2 separate regions of the Homo sapiens genome follow, and region 1 is linked to region 2. Evidence: read pairs that join two places in POLR2A ChIA-PET (ENCODE). Cell type or tissue: IMR-90. All regions are shown on one strand. Each heading gives the region's core, and the rest is flanking DNA. Links, peaks and the distances in the headings are about the cores only. Region 1 overlaps TAOK1 (TAO kinase 1). Region 2 has its middle 17 kb from the start of MYO18A.

Evidence for each region. ChIA-PET counts read pairs that join two places held together with the same protein. Peaks named below come from ENCODE experiments on the same cell type or tissue, not always from the same donor. Only the 100,000 strongest peaks of a DNase experiment are listed, where the experiment ranks them.
Region 1: POLR2A ChIA-PET joins it to region 2 with 12 read pairs; 3 of 35 experiments call an interaction of 5 or more read pairs at or near these places.

What each region holds. Positions count from the first base shown.
Region 1 is chr17:29,512,291-29,517,670 of GRCh38, reverse strand. It overlaps TAOK1 (TAO kinase 1), which reads right to left. Exons shown (of 20, transcript NM_020791.4): 16 at 15-218. Among named protein-coding and RNA genes, the nearest start is that of ABHD15, 52 kb to the left of the region's middle. In IMR-90, for the core only: no CTCF peak of the experiment used is centred there; no DNase peak of the experiment used is centred there; H3K27ac peaks cover 503 bases.
Region 2 is chr17:29,194,259-29,199,638 of GRCh38, reverse strand. It overlaps the pseudogene LOC100421028. Among named protein-coding and RNA genes, the nearest start is that of MYO18A, 17 kb to the right of the region's middle. In IMR-90, for the core only: no CTCF peak of the experiment used is centred there; no DNase peak of the experiment used is centred there; H3K27me3 peaks cover 573 bases.

The DNA of each region.
Region 1 (5,380 bases), core at 134-5,133, 320 kb before region 2:
TCACTCAAACTTACCTCCCTGACAAGGTCCTGCTCTAAGTTATGACGCCCAAGTAACATTCTTCTCTTGAAGCGACGGCATTCCAGCTCTAGGTATTGTCTTTGACGTCGAAGAAGGTTAGCTTCTTCTTCTGCTTGGAAATGCTGTATATTCTCCTTCTGCTTTGAAAGCCACTCCTGTTTTTCTTTTTTGGGGGTACTCTGGTTTTCATTTAGCTCCTGGCAACATAAAAAACAACTCAGGTAAAAATAGGCCTGGCACGGTGGCTCACGCCTGTAATCCCAGCACTCTGGGAGGCCGAGGTGGGCAGATCACCTGAGGTCAGGAGTTTGAGACTAGCCTGGCCAACATGGCGAAACTGTCTCTACTAAAATACAAAATTAGGCTGGGCGTGGTGGCTGACACCTGTAATTCCAGTACTTTTGGAGGCTGAGGCGGGCAGATCATGAGGTCAGGAGATCGAGACCATCCTGGCTAACACGGTGAAACCCTGTCTCTACTAAAAATACAAAAAAAATTAGCCGGGCATGGTGGCGGGTGCCCGTAGTCCCAGCTACTTGGGAGGCTGAGGCAGGAGAATGGTGTGAACCTGGGAGGCGGAGCTTGCAGTGAGCTGAGATCTCGCCACTGCACTGCAGCCTGGGTGACAGAGCGAGACTCTGTCTCAAAAAAAAAAAAAAATTAGCTGGGTACAGTGGCATGGGCCTGTACTCCCAGCTACTCAGCAGGCTGAGGCAGGAGAATTGCTTGAGCCCAGGAGGCAGGGGTTGCAGTGAGTCAAGATCACACCACTGCACTCTTTGGTGAAACTCCGTCTCAAAAACAAAACAAAACAAAAAAACCAACAACAACAACAACAAAAAAAACAGGGGTCGGGTGCAATGGCTTACACCTATAATCTCAGCACTTTGGGAGGCTGAGGCAGGCAGATCACCTGAGGTTGGGAGTTCGAGACCAGCGTGACCAACATGGAGAAACCCGGCCTCTACCAAAAATACAAAATTAGCCAGACATGGTGGTGCACACCTGTAATGTCAGCTACTTGGGAGGGTGAGGCAGAGAATCGCTTGAACCCAGGAGGTGGAGGTTGCAGTAAGCTGAGATGGCATCACTGCACTCCAGCCTGGGCAAGAAGAGCGAAACTCAGTCTCAAAAAAAAAAAAAAAAAATTAGCCAGGTGTGGTGGCACGTGTCTGGAGTCTCAGCTACTTGGGAGGCTGAGGCAGGAGCGTTGCTTGAACCTGGGAGGCAGAGGTTGCAGTGAGCCAAGATTGTGCCACTGCACTCCAGCCTGCGTGACAGAGTGAAACCCAGTCTCAGAAAAACAAAAACAACACAACGAAAACCCCATAAAAATTACCTACGTGAATATTATCATTTTGCATCAGTAAATTTTAAATAAAAGTTCTTGGCTGGGCGCGGTGGCTCACGCCTGTAATCCCAGCACTTTGGGAGGCAGAGGTGGGCAGATCACCTGAGGTTGGGAGCGCAAGACCAGCTTGACCAACATAGAGAAACCCTATCTCTACTAAAAATACAAAATTAGCCAGGCATGGTGGTGCAGGCTTGCAATCCCAGCTACTCGGGAGGCTGAGGCAGGAGAATCACTTGAACCTGGGAGGCGGAGGTTGCAGTGCAGTGAGCCGAGATCGCACCATTGCACTCCAGCCTGGGCAACAAGAGCAAAACTCCGTCTCAAAATAAATAAATAAATAAATACATACATAAAAATTAAAATAAACAAATAAAAGTTCTTAATTGTGTTTTTTCTCTAATGCTCAGGCAGGGCAATGCCCTCTAGAAGGCAAGTGGTATTTACATCTTTCTTTTTTTTTGAGACAGAGTCTTGCTCTGTCGCCCAGGCTGGAGTGCAGTGGCGCGATCTCGGCTCACTGCAACCTCCACCTCCTGGGTTCCAGTGATTTTTCCTGCCTCAGCCTCCTGAGTAGCTGGGATTACAGGCATCTGCCAGCATGCCCAGCTAATTTTTTGTATTTTTAGTAGAGACGAGATTTCACCATGTTAGCCAGTATGGTCTCGATCTCCTGACCCTGTGATCCACCCGCCTCAGCCTCCCAAAGTACTGGGATTACACGTGTGAGCCACTGCACCCGGCCTTTAGATCTTTCTTGAGTTACCCACTCAATCGGAAAGGAAAGAGAGATATGTACACCAGAAAACATGTGTATCTTTTGTCTCTGCACAGCTACGTTTCTGATGGTTCCTAACTTCGAAGTACACAATGATTGGTTAATAAAGTAAAACACATCCTTCTTTAAAACCTTCCCAAGAAGAGACAGAAGATAGTACTTTCAGGTAAAAATCACGAGTGAACTAGGACAAAAATACAGTTAAACATCTCGCTTCTTGGTTTTTGACATCCTTGATGCTAAGTTTTTGGCAAAATTATGGAAGGACTCAGCATAAGAAAACTGGAAATTAAATGGAAAATAAACAAAACCATGGGAGAATAGAGACATACTTTATGAATGGTATTTAATTTTCAGCATTAATAACCACTGAACAAATCAAAATTAATGATTTTCCACATTGTTTTACATACCAGCTCATAAACTATCTCAATAAGAATGCATTTATATTGAGCAATGTGAAAAAACTGGCAATATACTCAATGGAGCAAACTAGAATTTTTTTTTTTTTTTTTTTTTTTTTAGATCGAATTTCACTCTGTGACCCAGGCTGGAATGCACTGGCACGAATTCAGCTCCCTGCAGCATGGACCTCCCAGGTTCCAGTGATCTTCCCACCTAAGACTACTGAGTAGCTAGGACCACAGGTGTGTCCCACCATGCCTGGCTAATGATTTTTTTTTTTTTTTTTGCTAGACACAGGGTCTCAACATGTTGCCCAGGCTGGTCTTGAACTCCTGGGCTCAAGCGATCCTCCCACCTCAGCCTCCCAAAGTGCTGTTATAAGCATGTGCCACCCACCACTCTGGCCTTGATACTCTTTTGGTAAAAAATATACTAGTATTAGCATTCTGTGGCCAGGAATGGTGGCTCACATCCATCTGTAATCCCAGCATTTTGGGACGCCAAGGCCGGAGGATTGCTTGAGCCCAGGAGTTTGAGACCAGTTTGGAGAATATGGCAACACTGTTTCTACAAAAAATAAATTATAAAATTAGCTGGGCATGGTGGTATGCGTCTGTGGTCCCAACTACTTGGGAGGGTGAGGTAGGAAAACTGCTTCAGCCTGGGAGGTAAAGGCTGCAGTGAGCAGTATTGTGCCACTGCACTCCAGCATGGGTGACAGAGCGAAACCCTGTCTCAAAAAAAGCAAAACAAAACACCATCAACATTGTTTAGAATATAAATAGCTCATTTTTCTTAGTATAGGATCATTTTTCAGAGACTACTAGACCTCATTCATGGTCTTTCCCTTTAGTTAATAAAATATTCAAACACATAAAAATAAAAAGCACATAAATTATTACTTAAGAGTTTATGTGTATGCACGCTATGGGAAGAGAAAGGAATAACATGGGCACACAAGTAGACTATATACCTGGTTATCTTTTTCTTTTTCGAGGCAGAGTCTAGCTCTGTCGCTCAGGCTGCAGTGCAGTGGCCCAGCTCACTGCAACCTCCACCTTCCAAGTTACAGGGATTCTCCTGCCTCACCCTCTTGTGTAGCTGGGATGACAGTTGTGTGCCACCATGCTTGGCTAATTTTTTTATTTTTTATTTTTTTTAATTTATTTTTTGAGATGGAGTCTCACTCTGTCACCCAGGCTGGAGTGCAGTGGCACGATCTCGGCTCACTGCAACCTCTGCCTCCCGGGTTCAAGCAATTCTCCTGCCTCAGCCTCCTGAGTAGCTGGGATTATAAGTATGTGCCACCACGCCCGGCTAATTTTTTTGTATTTTTAGTAGAGACAGTGTTTCACCATATTGGGCAGGCTAGTCTCAAACTCCTGACCTTGTGATTTGCCCGCCTCGGCCTCCCAAAGTGCTGGGATTACAGGGGTGAGCCACCGCGCCTGGCCATACCTGGGTATCTTTTTCAAAATCTTCTGCCAGGGAACTCTCCCCTCCAAGACTCTGATATGTCCCTTCCTCTCTACTGAGAATCATTATTCTAAATGAACACAAATACATACACAACAACTTAGCTTCTAAAAGAAAATGCATTTATTTGTTTGACTATATGGTATATGCCTAAAGGATTATCTAAACAAACTAATCCATAAAGCTAAAGTCTGATTTCACTGGAAAACAAAACAACTGCATTTTGTTGGAGATTTATTTATAGTTGGAAACTCTATTTACTATTGTTTCAAACTCAAACTTCCAGTAGAGTTTGGCTTTCGAATTATAGTCATGGGAGTATACTGCAAATTATACCATTTAGAGTTGTAAAAATCTTGTCAGTGAAGCTCACGTGGCAAGGTATAGAGCAAGTCTTTGTGCCACCAATAGGTACACAACAAGACATACATATCTGATTATAAGGCAAATTCCTACACATACAAAAATCATTAATATCAAATTGATTATACTTATTTTATCAAAATCAATCGATGTATCACAGTATGCTAATTAATTATATGAACTAAAAATTTCAATCATCCTATAAGACGGGGGGGGGGGTGGGTAAATTAAAAGACATATCATTTTTCTGTCCTAGTGACTATCTTGAATAATGATCCTCTTTAAGAAGTTGTCGGGCCAGGCATGGTGGCTCACGCCTGTAATCCCAGCACTTTGGGAGGCCAAGGCGAGCAGATCATGAGGTCAGGAGATTGAGACCATCCTGGCTAACATGGTGAAATCCAGTCTCTACCAAAAATACAAAAAATTAGCCGGGCGTGGTGGTGGGTCCCTGTAGTCCCAGCTACTCGGGAGCCGGAGGCAGGAGAATGGTGTGAACCTGGGAGGCAGAGCTTGCAGTGAGCCGAGATCGCGCCACTGCACTCCAGCCTGGGTGACAGAGCAAGACTCTGTCTCCAAAAAAAAAAAAAAAGTTGTCAGCTGGATGTTGTGGCTCACACCTGTAGTCCCAGCACTTTGGGAGGCTGAGGCGGGTGGATCACAAGGTCAGGAGCTCAAGACCAGCCTGGCCAAGATGGTGAAACCCTCATCTCTACTAAAAATACAAAAATCAGCCAGGCGTGGTGGCAGTCGCCTGTAATGCCGGCTACTCAAGAGGCTGAGGCAGGAGAATCACTTGAACCCAGGCGGCAAAGGTTGCAGTGAGCCGAGATCATGCCACTGCACCCCAGCCTGGGCAACAGAGTGAGACTCCATCTCAAACCAAACCAAACCAAACAAACAAAAAGCAGCACAAGAGCCGGGAGTGGTGGCTAACTCTTGTAATCCCAGCACTTTGGGGGGCCGAGGTGGGTAGATTGTCTGAG
Region 2 (5,380 bases), core at 254-5,253:
TGTGGCCATCCTAGTGGACTGCGTCCTCCAGGACCAGTAAGAGGCTTAAAGTATCCTGAGGAACATTAATGTCTACAGAGTGGAGAGAAGAACAGCACATTGACTCAAACGGAGCAGCCAGGGAGATAAGAGTCAAGACAACTTGGCTTCCTGAAAGTTAAGGAGGAAGAAGGAAGGTTCTCAGTAGGATCTCCAGGATTCTGTTTAGGAGGGAGTTAGAGAAGGCAATCAGTTACAGGGAAGGCTGGGGTCTGGTCTTTACCCTGAGTTTGTATAGTAAGCATGCTACGTACTGCTGCGTAGTAAGCAGGCTACGTACTGTGTCAGCTGGGTGCAGTGGCTCACGACCGTAATCCCAGCACTTTGGGAGGCTGAGGTGGGAGGATCGCTTGAGGCCAGGAGTTCGAGACCAGCCTGGGTGAGATAAGAAGACTCCCTCAAGCCTCTACAAAATATATATATTATATATTATATAATATATATTATATATAATATATATTATATAATATATATTATATATAAAATATATATAATATATATTATATAATATATAATATATATAAAATATATTATATAATATATAATATATAAAAAATATATAATATATATAATATATATAATATACAATATATATAATACACACACACACACACACACACACACACATATTTTCTGAGATGGCGTCTCACCCTGTCGCCCAGGCTGGAGTACAGTGGCATGATGAGCTCGGCTCACTGCAGCCTCCGCTTACTGGATTCAAGCGATTTTCCTGCCTCAGCCTCCCGAGTAGCTGGGACTACAAGGCATGCGCCACCACGCCTGGCTAATTTTTGTATTTTTAGTAGAGTCAGGAGTTGGGGTTTTGCCATGTTGGCCAGGCAGTCTCGAATTTCTGGCCTCAAGTTATCTGCATGCCTCAGCCTCCCAAAGTGCTGGGGTTACAGGCATGAGCCATGGTGCCCGGCAAATTTTTTTTTTAATTAGCTGGGCATGTGGGACACACCTGTAGTCCTAGCTACTCAGGAGGCTGAGGCAGGAGGATCACTTCCGCCTAGGAGTTTGAGGTTACAGTGAACTATGTTCATGTTACTGCACTCCAGCCTGGGTGACAGAGTAAGACCCTGTCTCTAAAAAAATACAATAAATAAATAAACTACATGTTTATTTGAGAGGCAGAAGGGAGAGTGTTGACAGAAATAATGGGTGTAAATGCCCCACAAGCTATACCCTTGGGAATTTTTTCAGTAATTCTCAGGGTCAGAAGCTGCAGAAATGTAAAGTAAAATGAGATTGTTGCAATATGAGGCCTTAAGGAGAATCCACTGGACAGAGACAGGAGGATGTAAGGCCTGTCTCTTTCAAACCCTGACATAGTAGTCAAAAAACATGTTACCCTGGACTCGGAAGAAACACAATCTAGGTCATGAATTTCCACCGTGGCATCTTGGGAGAAATATGCCTGGTACTATGTCGATCTGAAGAAAATGCCAAGACAGTTGGGAGGCCCGAAAGCCTGTTGAGTTAGGAAGAGTTCAGTGGAAGCCTAACTGTAATAGAAGTGTGCAGCCTGTCTTGGTGAATGTTGGGCTGCGTTGGGCTCCTTCTGGGAGTCACTGCTTCCATCTTTTCTTCTGCAGTGTCCTTTTCTCTGCCAGCTTGTTCTTCCCATCCTTGTCAGGCAGCGAGTGGCATGCCTGGGCGTCAGGCACAGATGGAGCTGGAGCTCTTGCTGTGGGCCAGAAATAGCTTTGCAAATATCTGGCTGTGGGGGCATTATGTTTTCGTCCCCTTCCCTTCCTGTCCCCTCACTTCAATTTCTTGTGATTTCTGTGTCCACAGAAATCACAAGATGAGCGACTGGTCATTCCTGGGCTGGCTCCTGACCCGAGTGCAGAACGATTCCACCGTGGTTGGCAAGGTATGGCTCACTGTCCTGGTCTTACACATCCTGCTTGTCGCCCTGCTGGGAAGTGCTGTCTGTGGGATGAGCACTGCAAGTTCATCTGCAATACCCTGCGGCCTGGCTGCACCAATGACCACTTCTCCCACTTCCGCTGGGGCTTTCCAGATTGTGCTGGTGGCCGTACCCTCCATCTTCTTTGTTGTCTGTGTGCTGCACTAGATGGTGAATGGGAGACAGTGGATGTGGAGAGGGGGTACCTGCTGGAAACCGTGCAAGAGCTGGCAGCTGGAGGGGCTCTCCCTGGACCCAGGCTGGGGCCCCTTGGGGCTTCTTTCTTTCTAGAGGGGCAGCTCTTAGTAGGAGAGGAGGTTTTTCCCCAAATGCCTTGGGGCTGCCACCTGGTACCCCAGCCTGCAGTCATACAGGGTCCTGGCTGTCTGCACTGCCCACGTGGTGCTGCGGGCCTGCATGGAGCTGGCCTTCCTGGTGGGGTCTACTCTCTGGGTGTGATATGCCATGGTTGCTTCACTGCCACTCCTCCCCTGTCCCTCCAGTCCTGACTGCTTTGTGTCCAGAGCCATGAGGAAGAAAATCTTCCTGAACTTCATGTGCAGGTGGGGTTGGGCTGCTTCCTCCTGAACCCGATGGAGTTGTGCTACCTGGGCTGGGTCTTCCCTTGCCAGGCACGCTCTGTGGCCTGCACCAGCTAGTGCTACTTCTGCTCCACTGTGATGAGGAAGGACCGTGCTCCAGGTGCCCTCCTGCTGGTGAGTGCCCCAGCAGTGCAGGCCCCAGCACCGCACGCCCCATGCTCACTGCCCGGTGGTGACAAGCAGCTGGCTTAGGGTAGCAGCAGAGACCTGACACTCCCCCCCAGCAATGCCACTCAGCAAAAAAATCCTGCCATCCTGCTTGGTCTTTGAGGGTGGGGAATGTGGAGTGGGAGTGGAAAACCCTGCTTCTTTCTGAAGATGTTACCTCAACAGACACAGTTTAGTGAAGTGATGAAGAGTGAGGCCTCTGGAACCCAGGTTCAAATCCCAGCTCTGCCATTTACCAGTGGTGTAACCTCAGACAAATTGCTTAACTTCTCTGTACCCCAGTTTCTCTAACTGAAAAACGGAAATCATAATAGATCCTCACTCCTACTTCATAGGAATGCTGTGAGGGTGAAATGAGTTTATACATGTAAAGTGCTTATAGATAGTAGCTGGTAACAAACGTTAGCCATTTGTATTAACCTCAGCTGCCTACAGCGTTGCTTTTGCTTGCCTAGCTTCCTGGGCCACCCACAATTGTGGAATCTATTGTCAATTCCTCCCTCAGTTGCTCTTACGGCTGTTGGAAGCCAAGTCCCCACACATTCTTCCTTGTAAGTCTCTCCTACACCTGTCCCCTCTGTTGGGTCCCCAAGTCATCTTCCTTGTTCAAGTTTGTATTTTCGGCCCCCTGCACTGCTGTTGCTGAACCTGCCAGGCACCTCTCTGCCTGCACTGCCCTTTCCTCTATTCCAACATACACCTGCCTCGCTGTGGAATCTCCTTGAATTAATCACTTAAAGTTCCTATGCCTGGAAACCAGCATCTTCCATGAGCCAGCCTGGACCTCCTTTTCTAGCCGGATCACCTACTTTTTCCAAAGAAGCCCTCCATTCTAGCCACACCAGGAGCTGTGCCTGGGGCTCCCTCCCCTACCTCCCACCCTTTGCTTGTGTTCCCTCCCGGGGACCTCTGACGTGGGAGGCTTCAGGACTAAGTTCGAATCCTGCCCCGCCACTCGGTGGTTGTGTGAGCTTGCGTAAGCTACTTGGTCTTCTGGTGATCAGTTTCCTGCTGTGTCAGAAGAGACTAATCATACTTTCTTCACAGGGTCATTGTGAGGATTAAACAAGATACTCTGAGTAAAGTGCAAGGCACACAATGTTCATCAATGAGTAGTAGATGCCATGATTATCACCTACATTCTACTATTATTGCTCAGATACTACCTTTTTTCTGTGCAACGTTCCTTGACCACTGCTCTGATTTTTTTCCTCTGTGCCTCCAAGGCAATTTCACTTAACAATTAGTCACGCAGTATTTTGTGACTTCCCCTTTACTGTGGTCTTCAGCAGTTATTTAAATCCCATCCTGCTGTGTAACTTTGCACATGTCTCTCATTGGTCTTTCATCTCAGTTGCAAGGAGGGGTGGTGACGATGTGCTTTGCAGGAAGAGGACACAAGCTTCTGCTCCCAGCTTAGCACTTTGCGTGGAATAGGAGCTCAACTCATATATGCCGATTTAATTAATTTTGAAATCTTTAGGCTACAATTAGAACTGAGTCCAGACTGAGCTGTACTTGAGGCATGTCAGAAAAGCAGAGTGACAGACATTCCTCCAGTGTCTTCCACAACTTGGGCCGATTTCTAACAATCCTTTAACAACTAAAAAAGTTCCTTGCAGGGTCTAATTTCAGTCCTGCTTGCTGCAATTGAAGCTGCTTTTCAGCCTCAGATTATTGATGTCTAGGTCCTAAAAAGTGTGTGTGGCGGGGGCGGCAGGCGCAGTGGCTCACGCCTGTAATCCCAGCATTTTGGGAGGCCAAGGCGGGCAGTTGCCTGAAGTTGGGAGTTCGAGACCAAGCTGGCTAACATGGTGAAACCCCGTCTCTACTAAAAATAAAAAAATTAGCCAGGCATGGTGGTGCACGCCTGTAGTCTCTGCTACTCAGGAGGCTGAGGCAGGAGAATCACTTGAATCCAGGAGGCGGAGGTTGCAGTGAGCCGAGATCACACCTCTGAACTCCAGCTTGGGAGACACAGCAAGACTCCATCTCAAAAAAAAAAAAAAAAGTGAGGGGGACAATATCTAGGATAATTGGAGATGTCAACCTCCTGTGACCCAGCAATTCTATTCCTAAATATATGCACCAGAAAATATCTTGCACAGTGAGCACCTGAAGATATGTCTCACAATGTTCATAGCAGCATTATTTTGCAAATAGCAAAAACCAGAAACAACCATGAATATTTATCAACAGAATAGACAGACTGTGTTATATTCACATCATGGAATATTATACAACAGTGAAATGAATAAATTAGAGCTAATCATATTAATAGGAATCTTTCTTCTTTATTTTGTTATTCTTTTTTTAAAAATAATAGGAATCTTTCAATGATGAGCAAAAAGAGCAAGTTTCAGAAGAGTAATGACAGTGTGGTATTATTTTTACAAACTAGGTAAAATAATATTTTATATTGTTTGAGGATATATGCTATGTAATAAAAGCGTATGGAAGTGCATGGAAATAACAAACATCCAATTCAGAATAGTGGTTGCCCCTGGGAAGGGGGAGGATAATGCAGGGTGGTACTGAGTGTTCAAACTGAGTTTGAGTAATTCTTTCTTTCTTTCTTTACCTCCCTCCCTCTTTCCCTCCCTCCCTTCCTTCCTTCCTTCCTTTCTTCCTTCCTTTGTTCCTTTTCTTGGGATGG